Regions from separate parts of the Homo sapiens genome. Here region 2 is linked to region 1. Evidence: chromatin contacts called from ENCODE Hi-C or POLR2A ChIA-PET data. All regions are on one chromosome and are shown on one strand. The core of a region is the stretch at or near the end of the contact, and the rest is flanking DNA. Distances in the headings are between cores, read along the strand shown. Region 1 holds the start of AXDND1 (axonemal dynein light chain domain containing 1). Region 2 has its middle 61 kb from the start of ANGPTL1.

The links. Hi-C counts contacts between places; a loop is a spot of excess contacts on that map. ChIA-PET counts read pairs that join two places held with the same protein, here RNA polymerase II (POLR2A). Pooled maps may share reads with other maps.
Region 2: a pooled map shows a loop between it and region 1 (2.0-fold over the local background). The contact joins the enhancer-like site here to the promoter of AXDND1 in region 1. A Hi-C loop is called at or near these places in 1 of 37 single-sample maps with no recorded cell type and 2 of 50 pooled maps. POLR2A ChIA-PET finds 5 or more read pairs at or near these places in 1 of 52 experiments (activated B cell).

The regions. Positions count from the first base shown.
Region 1 is chr1:179,362,935-179,367,993 of GRCh38, forward strand. AXDND1 (axonemal dynein light chain domain containing 1) reads left to right here and starts at 3,037. Exons shown (of 26, transcript NM_144696.6): 1 at 3,037-3,066; 2 at 3,470-3,672. The coding sequence starts at 3,576. RefSeq lists enhancers at 2,588-2,987, 3,368-3,437.
Region 2 is chr1:178,929,373-178,934,431 of GRCh38, forward strand. No RefSeq gene overlaps it. Among named protein-coding and RNA genes, the nearest start is that of ANGPTL1, 61 kb to the left of the region's middle. Within about 2 kb of position 2,646, at least 20 of the 41 ENCODE cell types and tissues checked have a DNase peak (open chromatin) inside an H3K27ac peak, as active enhancers do.

The sequences.
Region 1 (5,059 bases), core at 1,787-4,286:
TATAATCAAATAGTTACTTTTCATTCCCATCCAGATATCTCAATCTTACTGCAAACTTAATATATCCACAGTCCTAAACGTATCCTTCTCCAAAGCCCTCCTCCAAATCTGGTCTTCCTCCTTTGTTTCCAGTCTTAGTAAATTGTATTGTTACAGGAAATGGGGTTCAGATTCAGACCCCAAGAGAGAGTTTTTAGATCTTGCACAAGAAAGAATTCAGGGCGAGTCCACAGTGCAAAGCAAGTTTATTAGGAAAATAAAGAAAAAAAGAATGGCTACTCCATAGAGCAGCCCTGAGGGTTGCTGGTTACCCATTTTTATGGTTATTTCTTGATGATATGCTAAACAAGGGGTGGATTATTCATTCTTCCCCTTTTCAGACCATAAAGGGTAACTTCCCGACATTCCCATGGTATTTGTAAACTGTCATGGCGCTGGTGGGAGTATAGCAGTGAGGACGGCCAGAGGTCACTCTCGTGGCCATCTAGGTTTTGGTGGGTTTTAGCCGGCTTCTTTACTGCGACCTGTTTTATCAGCAAGGTCTTTATGACTTGCTATCTCATCCTGTGACTTAGAATGCCTTAACCATCTGGGAACGCAGCCAAGTAGGTTTCAGCCTTATTTTACCCAGTGCCTATTCAAGATGGAGTTGCTATGGTTCAAACTCCTCTGACATTATGTATGATCACCATACCACAGCACAAGACAGAAAAGAGACCTTTGATGTCTCACAGATCTAATCACTTCCTAAATCCTTTAGATTATACTTTATGTGTTTTTCTAGAATGTGTTCACTTATTTCTATCTGCTTTCTTAATACTGTACTTGGATTTTTTTGAACTAGGTTAAGAATACAAAAGATGGATAATTTTGTGTGCTCTATAATGCTATTATGTGTATTTTAATTCTTTGAAAAATTAGGGTAATGGGAGATAAGGCTAAAGGCTAAAATGCTAACACACCCAACATGTTTGATCGGAAGAGTTCAAAGGGACCATGTAGACTTGTTTTGAACCCTTTGCTCGAATTTCTCACAGCTATTACACTCAAAACCAGAAAATAGCCGTAATTCTGTCAACACAGAAGAGAACTGTCCAACTGATTTTCATGTTTGTCCAGGCACTCTACTTGGTGCTAAGGAATATGGTGATTGAATAAGATAAAGTTTCCTCCCTGTCTGGAAGCAACTAGACGCTGGGCTTCTCCCAGCGATTCATTATTTGGCACTAAATCTCTGCCTTAATATGAAACGATCCGGCTCATGCCTGTAATCCCGGCACTTTGGGAGGCCGCGGCGGGTGGATCACCTGAGGTCGGGAGTTCGAGACCAGCCTGACCAACATGGAGAAACCCCGTCTCTACTAAAAACACAAATTTAGCTGGGCGTGGTGGCGCATGCCTGTAATCCCAGCTACTAGGGAGGCTGAGGCAGGAGAATCGCTTGAACCTGGGAGGCGGAGGTTGCGGTGAGCCGAGATCGAGCCATTGCACTCCAGCCTGGGCAACAAGAGTGAAACTCCGTCTCAAAAAAGAAAAGAAAAGAAATGATCCCTCACCGAACCGAGCCTCAGTTCAGTGCGAAGGCTCTGATGATACTCTTTTTTTTTTTGAGACGGAGTCTCGTTCTGTTGCCCAGGCTGGAGTGCGGTGGCGCCATCTCGGCTCACCGCAACCCTTTCCTCCCCGGTTCAAGCGAATCTCCTGCTTCAACCTCCTGAGTAGCTGGGATTACAGGCGCGCGCCACCTCTCTTGGCTAATTTTTGTGTTTTTAGTAGAGACGGGGTTTCACCATGTTGGTCAGGCTGGTCTCGAACTCCTGACCTCGTGATCCACCCGCCTCGGCCTAAGAAAGTGCTGGGATTACAGGCGTGAGCCACCGGCCGCTGATGGTATTCTTTCCTGAGGGCAGATTTTCACGCCAGAAGCCCCGACAATTATACCTGAGCTGGTTCCACCTAAGCTCAATCCTCCTTCCCTGCCCCAAGGGGGTGAAAAATCTGGGCCCAGGAGGCCTTCCTTGTGCTCTGGGGGGAGGCATTTAAGGGTCCAAGGAAGACGTGACCGAAATGTAAAGCACTGGACGGCTTACCCAATAAGGGACCCAGCGTTTCTTATTACCCAACATCCCCCTGAGTCTGGCTTTTAGAAAAATATGCAAAGCGTCCGGGCGCAGTGGCTCACGCCTATGATCCCAGCACTTTGGAAGGCCGAGGCGGGCGCGGTCAGGAGTTTGAGACCAGCCTGGCCAATATGGTGAAACCCCGTCTCTACTAAAAATACAAAAATTAGCCGGGCATGGTGGCCCCCGCCTGTAGTCCCTCGGGAGGCTGAGGCAGGAGAATCGCTTGAACCTGGGAGGCGGAGGTGGCAGTGAGCTGAGATCGCACCATTGCACTCCAGCCAGCGCGACAGAACGAGACTCCGTCTCAAACAAAACAAAACAAAAAACAAACTACAAAATTAGCCGGGCATGGTGGCGTCTGCCTGTAGTCCCAGCTGCTTGGGAGGCTGAGGCAGGAGAATTGCTTGAACCCAGGAGGTGGAGGTTGCAGTGAGCCGAGATCGCACCATTAAACTCCAGCCTGGGCGACAAGAGGGAAATTCCGTCTCAGGGGAAAAAAAGAGAAAGAAAGAAAAAGAGGAAGAAAGAGAAAGAAAAATATGCAAAGCAACAAAAAAGAGAGCTAGAAAGATGGAAACAACTCAGAAGACCCTTGCTTAACCCGCGTGCGTCACGGGCTACAGGGGTCGGCCCCTCGAGCTAACCCCCACCGGCGCCTGCGCACTGGCCTGGCCCGCGGCAGGAAGCCCCGGCGTGAGACACTTTCGGATTCCGTGACAACGGCGGGATTAAACGTTTTTCTTCTCCTTTGCTACTGAACCTATGCTGTGACTTAGAACATAAGAAACTCCAAGAGGGTGTAGGGATTGTCTTAGCTGTCTCCCTCCTCCGCCGGCACCGCTGAAGGCAGCCCCTATGGAGGGCGCTAAACCTCGGGGCCCTGGGTTTCTATGACGACAAACAGGCGTTCCAGCAAAGGAGGAAGTGAGCGGATGCTGGGCGGGTACGCAATGTGTGGGTAGGATCGCGGGTGTCCCTTTCCCGTCATTTTAAACCAAGAAGCAGTGCGAGGCCTGCCCAACTCGCGAGTTTGTGGAACTGGCGCGCGAGAGCGCTGCCTGTGGGGAAGGTATGGTCCCCAGCCGAGCCGCCTGCAGCGAGTGTCCCCCACCAGGGGTGCCGGCGGTCTGCGGGGTCCGCCGAGCGGGTCCTTCCTGCCCTGCTCCTTGACCCCGACCTGACGGTCCACTAAGGCTTCTTAGTCGCTACACATAACCCCAGAACATAGAGGTCGCCCCGAAGAAGGAGAACCATGCTAGATGAATTCTAAACTGCGATCTGAACCTAAGTACTCAATAGTTGTCATCTTTTTTTTTTTTTTTAAATCTTTTTTCCTCTGCCTGCAGGACTATGTGGCAGCCTGCAAGTCCCAGTGCGGCGCTGATTTGTGTCTAAATTAGCTTTCCGGAGGACTATTTCAAATTACTAAAGAGATAGGAGGCATTGTTTATTATGTCTCTCCCGAAAACGCCCTCCACCCCGCTAAACTCTACATCAACATCTGAGAGCAAAAAGTTAAAAGTGTCTGTAGCCAAGGAAGGGACAAGAGGTAAACTTCGTTGATTCTGAAGTCATAAACAGTCATGGCCGTAAGACAGAAATCACCTTCCATTCACCGGTTTTTTAAATCTGATATTCAGAATACCTTGATTGGCTACATTTTTCTAACACACTTGCTTAAATAAAGCAAGAAGTCATTCCTTTTACAGTATTTTGAGTCAGAGTACTGTTTCACTACTCCATCTAAATACAGTTTATACTTTTTTTCAAATGTTGATTTATATATGATTTTAAATTCAACCTATTTTAAATATCAATAGTTACGTATTTTTTGGTTCCTGGTCTTTGGCTTTAAGGAACTTTGGAAAAAGTAATAGTGAGGCAGGGCGCGGTGGCTCACGCCTGTAATCCCAGCACTTTGGGAGGCCGAGGTGGGCGGATCACTTGAGGTCAGGAGTTCGAGACCAGCCTGGCCAAATATGATGAAATCCCGTCTCTACTAGAAATACAAAAATTAGCCGGGCATGGTGGCTCGCGCCTGTAGTCCCAGCTTACTCTGGAGGCTGAGGCAAGAGAATCGCTTGAACCCAGGAGGTGAGGTTGCAGTGAGCCAGGATCGAGCCATTGCATTCCAGTCTGGGAGACAAGAGCAAGACCCCATCTCAAAATAAATAAATAAATAGGCCGGGCACAGTGGCTCACACCTGTAATCCCATTTGGGAGGCTGAGGCTGGCGGATCACGAGGTCAAGAGATTGAGACCATTCTGGCCAACATGGAGAAACTCTGTCTACTAAAAATACAAAAATTAGGGGGGGCGTGGTGGCTCGTGCCTGTAGTCCCAGCTACTCAGGAGGCTGAGGCAGGAGAATCGCTTGAACCCGGGAGGTGGAGGTTGCAGTGAGCCGAGATTGCGCCACTGCACTCCAGCCTGGCGACAGAACGAGACTCCGTCTCAAATCACGAGGTCAGGAGTTTGAGACCAGCCTGACCAACGTGGTGAAACCCGGTCTCTACTAAAAATACAAAATTTAGCCTGGTGTGGTGGCACTCGCCTGTAATCCCAGCTACTCGGCAGGCTGAGGCAGGAGAATCACTTGAACCCGGGAGGCAGAGGTTGCAGTGAGCCAAGATCTTGCCACTGCACTCTAGCCTGGGCAACAGAGGTAGACTTGGTCTCAAATAAGTAAATAAAGAAACAAAAAGTAATAGCAGAGATAAGAGAAACTCAATTTAGTACAATGTGCCAATTTGTATTAGCTTTTAGTAATTTTTCTAAATGAGAGCAATTCCTTAAGATTTTCGTTCATATGCGGATCTGTACTAGAGTCAGCTAGTGTTATCCTTACCCGGTTCTGTTAAAGCTTTTCCCATCTCACCTGCACCTTGTACTAAAACCCCAAGCCCCACCCAACTTTTTTTTTTTTCTTCTGTTTC
Region 2 (5,059 bases), core at 1,396-3,895, 430 kb before region 1:
AGTAACACTAATCCACAGCAATTTAGAAACCATCAGTACATACACCTGTTCCTGAAGGCAGTCATGAGCTTTCCAGGCTCCTTTAAATATGGAAGAGAAATACCTCCAGTAGTGCCTAAACCAAATAATCTCTCTTCCCTTATACTTCTATTGTTAGAGTTTAATCTTTCATGTTAGCCTTTTTTTTTTCATTTTTTGTCAGTGTGCATCTCACTTTTGGATTTCCACTTAATCTTTCATTTGTTTACAGTGCAGTTGTCTCCCTTCATATTTTATTTAGATCAGTGGTTCTTAAGTTTGGCTGCAATTTAGAATCACCTAGCGAGTTTTTAAAAGTCCCAGTTCTCAGGCTGCACACCAGACCAATTCTATCAGAATCTGTGGGTGGGAGGCCAGGCTAGGATCCAGGCATTAACAATTTTTGAAAGCTCCCCCAGGTGACCTGAATATCTAGCTCAGGTTGAGAACCAATATTTAGATTGTTGGTCTATAAGCATTACAGAGACTTTTGAACAGTGGTCCTCAAACTTTAGAGGGCAACAGAATCCCTGGAGGACTTATTAAAACACATAAATTAAAAATTGGATTAGAAAGGGAAGCATCAGAGGATCCATCCTGAGCTCTGCGTGAATGTGAATGGGGTCCCTTCGATATCATGATTATATGAGTTGGGGGATGGGAGGGCACAAAAGAAGACACCACCCAACCCTTAGGAAGCTCAGGATCTTGCAAAGGAGGTAGAGCTCACACCTGGGCAGCAGCAAGTTTTCTGAGCAGCCATGAAGCAGCAGAGAGAGCCTGGGGCTGACAATGCCTTTACTCCCATTCTGTCAGAGGTGTTTGAACCAGAGCAACTCCATCTTGAGTAGGGGCTGGGTAAAATGAGACCTACTGGTCATCTGCATTCCCAGATGGTTAAGGCATTCTAAATCACAGGATGAGATAGGGAGTCGGCACAAGATACAGGCCATAAAGACCTTGCTTGTAAAACAGGTTGTAGTAAAGAAGCCAGCCAAGACCCACCAAAAGCAAGATGGCCATGAGAGTGACCTTTGGTCATCCGCACTGCTACACTCCCACCAGCGCCATGGGAGCTTACAAATGCCATGGCAATGTTAGGAAGTTACTCTATATGGTCTAAAAAGGGGAGGCATGAATAACGAATAATCCACCCCTTGTTTAGCATATCATCAAGAAATAACCATAAAAATGGGCAACCAGCAGCCCTCGGGGCTGCTCTGTCTATGGAGTAGCCATTCTTTATTCCTCTACTTTCTTAGTAAACTTGCTTTCACTTTACTCTGTGGACTGGCCCTGCATTCTTTATTGCACAAGATCCAAGGGCCCTCTCTTGGGGTCTGGATCAGGACCCCTTTCCTGTAACAGTTCCATCTGGGGCAGATCACCTAACCTCCCCTGAAGTTCCATGCTGACTTCTGCAAAATTGGAACATTAACAGTGTTTTGACTGCTTGCAACAGTGTAGTTACTCGCAAAAGGATTATTTGAAAACATCCATAATTCCCTTTCCCCCTCCCTAACAATAACAAAATATTTTGAAACTACAAAAAGAAAAAATGGTTTTGTATTTGAATGTGTTAAATAGGGCCATTTCCTCTCCAGTTCACTACAGTCCCCACCACTCACTATAGCCTTCTTTTTTTTTTTTTTTTTCACTCTTGTTGACCAGGCTGGAGTGCAATGGCACGATCGCAGCTCACTGCAACCTCCACCTCCCGGGTTCAAGTGATTCTTCTGCCTCAGCATCCTGAGTAGCTGAGATTACAGGCATGCAGCACCACACCTGGCTAATTTTTGTATTTTTAGTAGAGACGAGGTTTCACCATGTTGGTCAGGCTGGTCTCGAACTCCTGAGCTCAGATGATCCACCCGCCTCAGCCTCCCGAAGTGCTGGGATGACAGGCATGGGCCACCGCACCCGGCCCCTATAGTCTTTTGACTGATGTTTCTTTACCAACTCAGGTGTTGTCATGTGATGCCTAGAACTGGGCATCCCATCTTATGACCAAGATAAAGGCTGGCCCTTGAGCAAAGCTGGTCCTCAGAGAACAGAAGGGAAAGATGGAAAGAACCTAGCCCCATAATGATTTTCTTGTGCTACTGAACTAACCCTACAAGAGCCTTACTTCTGGACTTTTAAGAAAGAAAAAAGAAAAATGGGAGAAAGATAGGGAAGAAGAAAAAAGGAGAGAAAGGAGAAAAAAGAGAGGAGAGGGAGGGAGGAAAGAAGGAGGGAAAAAGAGGAAGAAGAAAGGGGGAAAAACATCAGCCACCTTTAAGAATTTTACATGTGCTGGTAAGAAATAATATAGCTTAAAAAATAGATTTCTGCTTGTGTAGCCCAATTTATTAATTTTTAAAACTATGATCAGATGGTATTGATTAGTGGTCTCAAAATAAGGGAGAGAAACACCTATTTCTTGTGTTATTTTTTATTAAAGCAGGGAACAAATGGGACCTTCACAGTCCTTAAAGATGAAATACCCCCAAACCAAACCAGAGTTCACTGGCAAAGCAAAGCAGTGTCCTTACATCTCGGAGGGCCCTGACCCGCCTCTGTCCCGAACCCCACCAGCAGCGGCTCTGCTAGAAAGGGAACATTTTGTTCCTTTATTGTGGTAAACCAGACCCAGGGCCCCGCTGGTTCTCAAGTCAGCTGTGAAGCTGACACACTGCCTCTCAGGGTCAGTTTGGCCCCCACAGCAGGCCCTGGGGAAGCAGCCACGCCCTCAGCTCCCTTGGGGCCCTGTCTTCCATTCCTTAACAGGACCAGCTTCTTCAGAGACTCTGGACTCTCATAAACGTTGAAGCCAGATTGTTTCCCTCTTTGCTTTTGTTTTGATGTATTTTTAAATAATTAGGCTTTTACTCTCAAGTATTTTCATTCTCCATCACTGGCTGAGGGGCAGCTCTCACACCACACTAGGGCAAGGCATGCTACTATGGTATCCAGTAAACAGTTGCCAAACAAAGTCAAAAGTTCTCTTTGGCCAAAGCCAAAATCAAGTTCTCTTTTGTACTTGTTGTTCTTCCATCTGCCCTGAGCTATGTCATAGCTGTCAAAATATGTCACCCCCTGCACCTCCGTGCAGGGTTTAAGAAAAGCAGCTCCTTGGACTTTTGCCAGCGACTTTCTTGCAACATCTTAATTATCCATTTTTTGCTTAGCAAGTAAGTCTAGAAAGAACTGCTTCTTTTATTCTTGGAAAGTAAGTACTTGGGAATGTTCAATGAAAACCAGTATGTGCTGAACTCCTGCTCTGTGCTAGGTTCTGGGGAAGGGGAGGCAGTCCCTGACCAAGGGGATCTCACAGTCAGTGAGGAGAGTGTCCCCTGAGGTCGCTGGGAAGAAGCAACACATTTCCCTGTCCAGTGGCAACTACCTCCTCATCACCTAATCCCTGCGCCCGGAGCACAAACTCATCCTAAGCAAAGGCAACTGAGCAGCTGTTTTCCTGTTCACCCCACCTCAGGTCCTCACTACTTTCCTACCGATACCATTCTAAGTTCCCAACGCATTTTGTGAAAGTAAGTCAGTTTGATTCATCATATAGTCATTGGTTCTGATGTTGTGGTTCTAAGCTTATTTTATACATTGTTATCTAATTTATTCTTTCTTAACAACCCTGTATAGTAGAGATACTTCTTCTTGAATTACAACCAGAAAATTTGGAGAGGTTGAAGAACTTGCCTACAGTCACCCAGTAAGGAGGTGGAGCCAGGATTCAAACTCTGGTCTGATTCTCGGCCCTGGTGGACACTGGCTTTCAGAGCTGTAACTTGCAGTTTTGGTGCCCAGAACCTGCAGCACAAAAGCTCCGCAAATGACTTTGTGATTTATTATGAAACTCAAAGAAAGAACAAGCTTCCTACTTTAATTTTCCTTGCTAATGACAGTTTTCAGCTGAAGAAATCCATGTGCTGTCAACATGTAAATATAACCTTTTTTTTTTTCCAATGTCTGTTCCCGGGACAGAGCCTCCCAGTAGGCCTTGCACTGTGCTGCATGTGGTCCCTGGAGTTTTACAGCCTCACTACAGACACAAAACAGAGTGGTTAACACAAGCAATCCTGAATTGCATAAATGTGCTGGATGCCCATGCTAGACTAAGAAAGTTCTTCGTATTCAGGAGAAACACTGTGGCCCTGAGAGGCCAGGGAAGGCCACGTGGAAGAGGAGAGTCCATGGGTGGGTAGGATTTAGGACCAGGGGAGAAGAATTGCAAGCAAGAGCTGGAAATATACAGTTGAGGCTGGGAAGAGCTCACACTGAGAAGTGGCAACACATAAAGTTGGAAAAGTAGGTTGGAGCCAAATTGCTCAGGATTTTAAGTGCCAGAAGGAGGAATTGGAGAATGGAAGCTGGGAGACCAGGCAGGAAACAGCTGTTCTCCAGGAGAGAGAGAGCAAGGGTCTGTCCCAAAGTGGGAGCACAGGTAGGAAACAATTGAGAGGCATTTTGAAGGATGAAGGCTCCTCTGTCTCCTGTGCCCAGGAGCCCTGCCCTCTGCTAGGCTCTGGGACTAGTAATGCTGATTAACTGATCTGCCAGTGGATGCATTGGCCCTCCCTGATGACCCGGCACCCTTCTTGGAGAAGAGTGGGACTCTGGCCCCCTATCCCTCCATGTTCAATTGCCCACATCACTCAACTCTTCCTGTCCACCACACTTACCCTCCCAAGTGTATTTCCTCATCTGCAAAAACAGCATGAGAAAGCTCCTCCTTCCTAAGTTTATTGTGAGGTTGAATAAGGTCATGCGTGGAAGATGCAAAGCACAGGGCCTGGCGCTTGTAACCGCTCAGCAGATGGGAACCGCCAGCATAAATATTCTGCACCCTTGGTCAGCTGGGACCCATTATTGAGAGTGGCTATTCTCGTCTCTCTCTATGAAATGTTAGACACTAGCAGACAGCTGAAGGTGAAATCAAGCAAGTTTGAACTGTGGTCTCTCTCTGGGGCTCCTTGTCAGGTAAGTTGGACATAAGCAACTTCCTAACAAAAGAGCCAGAAGTTGTTTCATTCTGACAGTGAAGCAT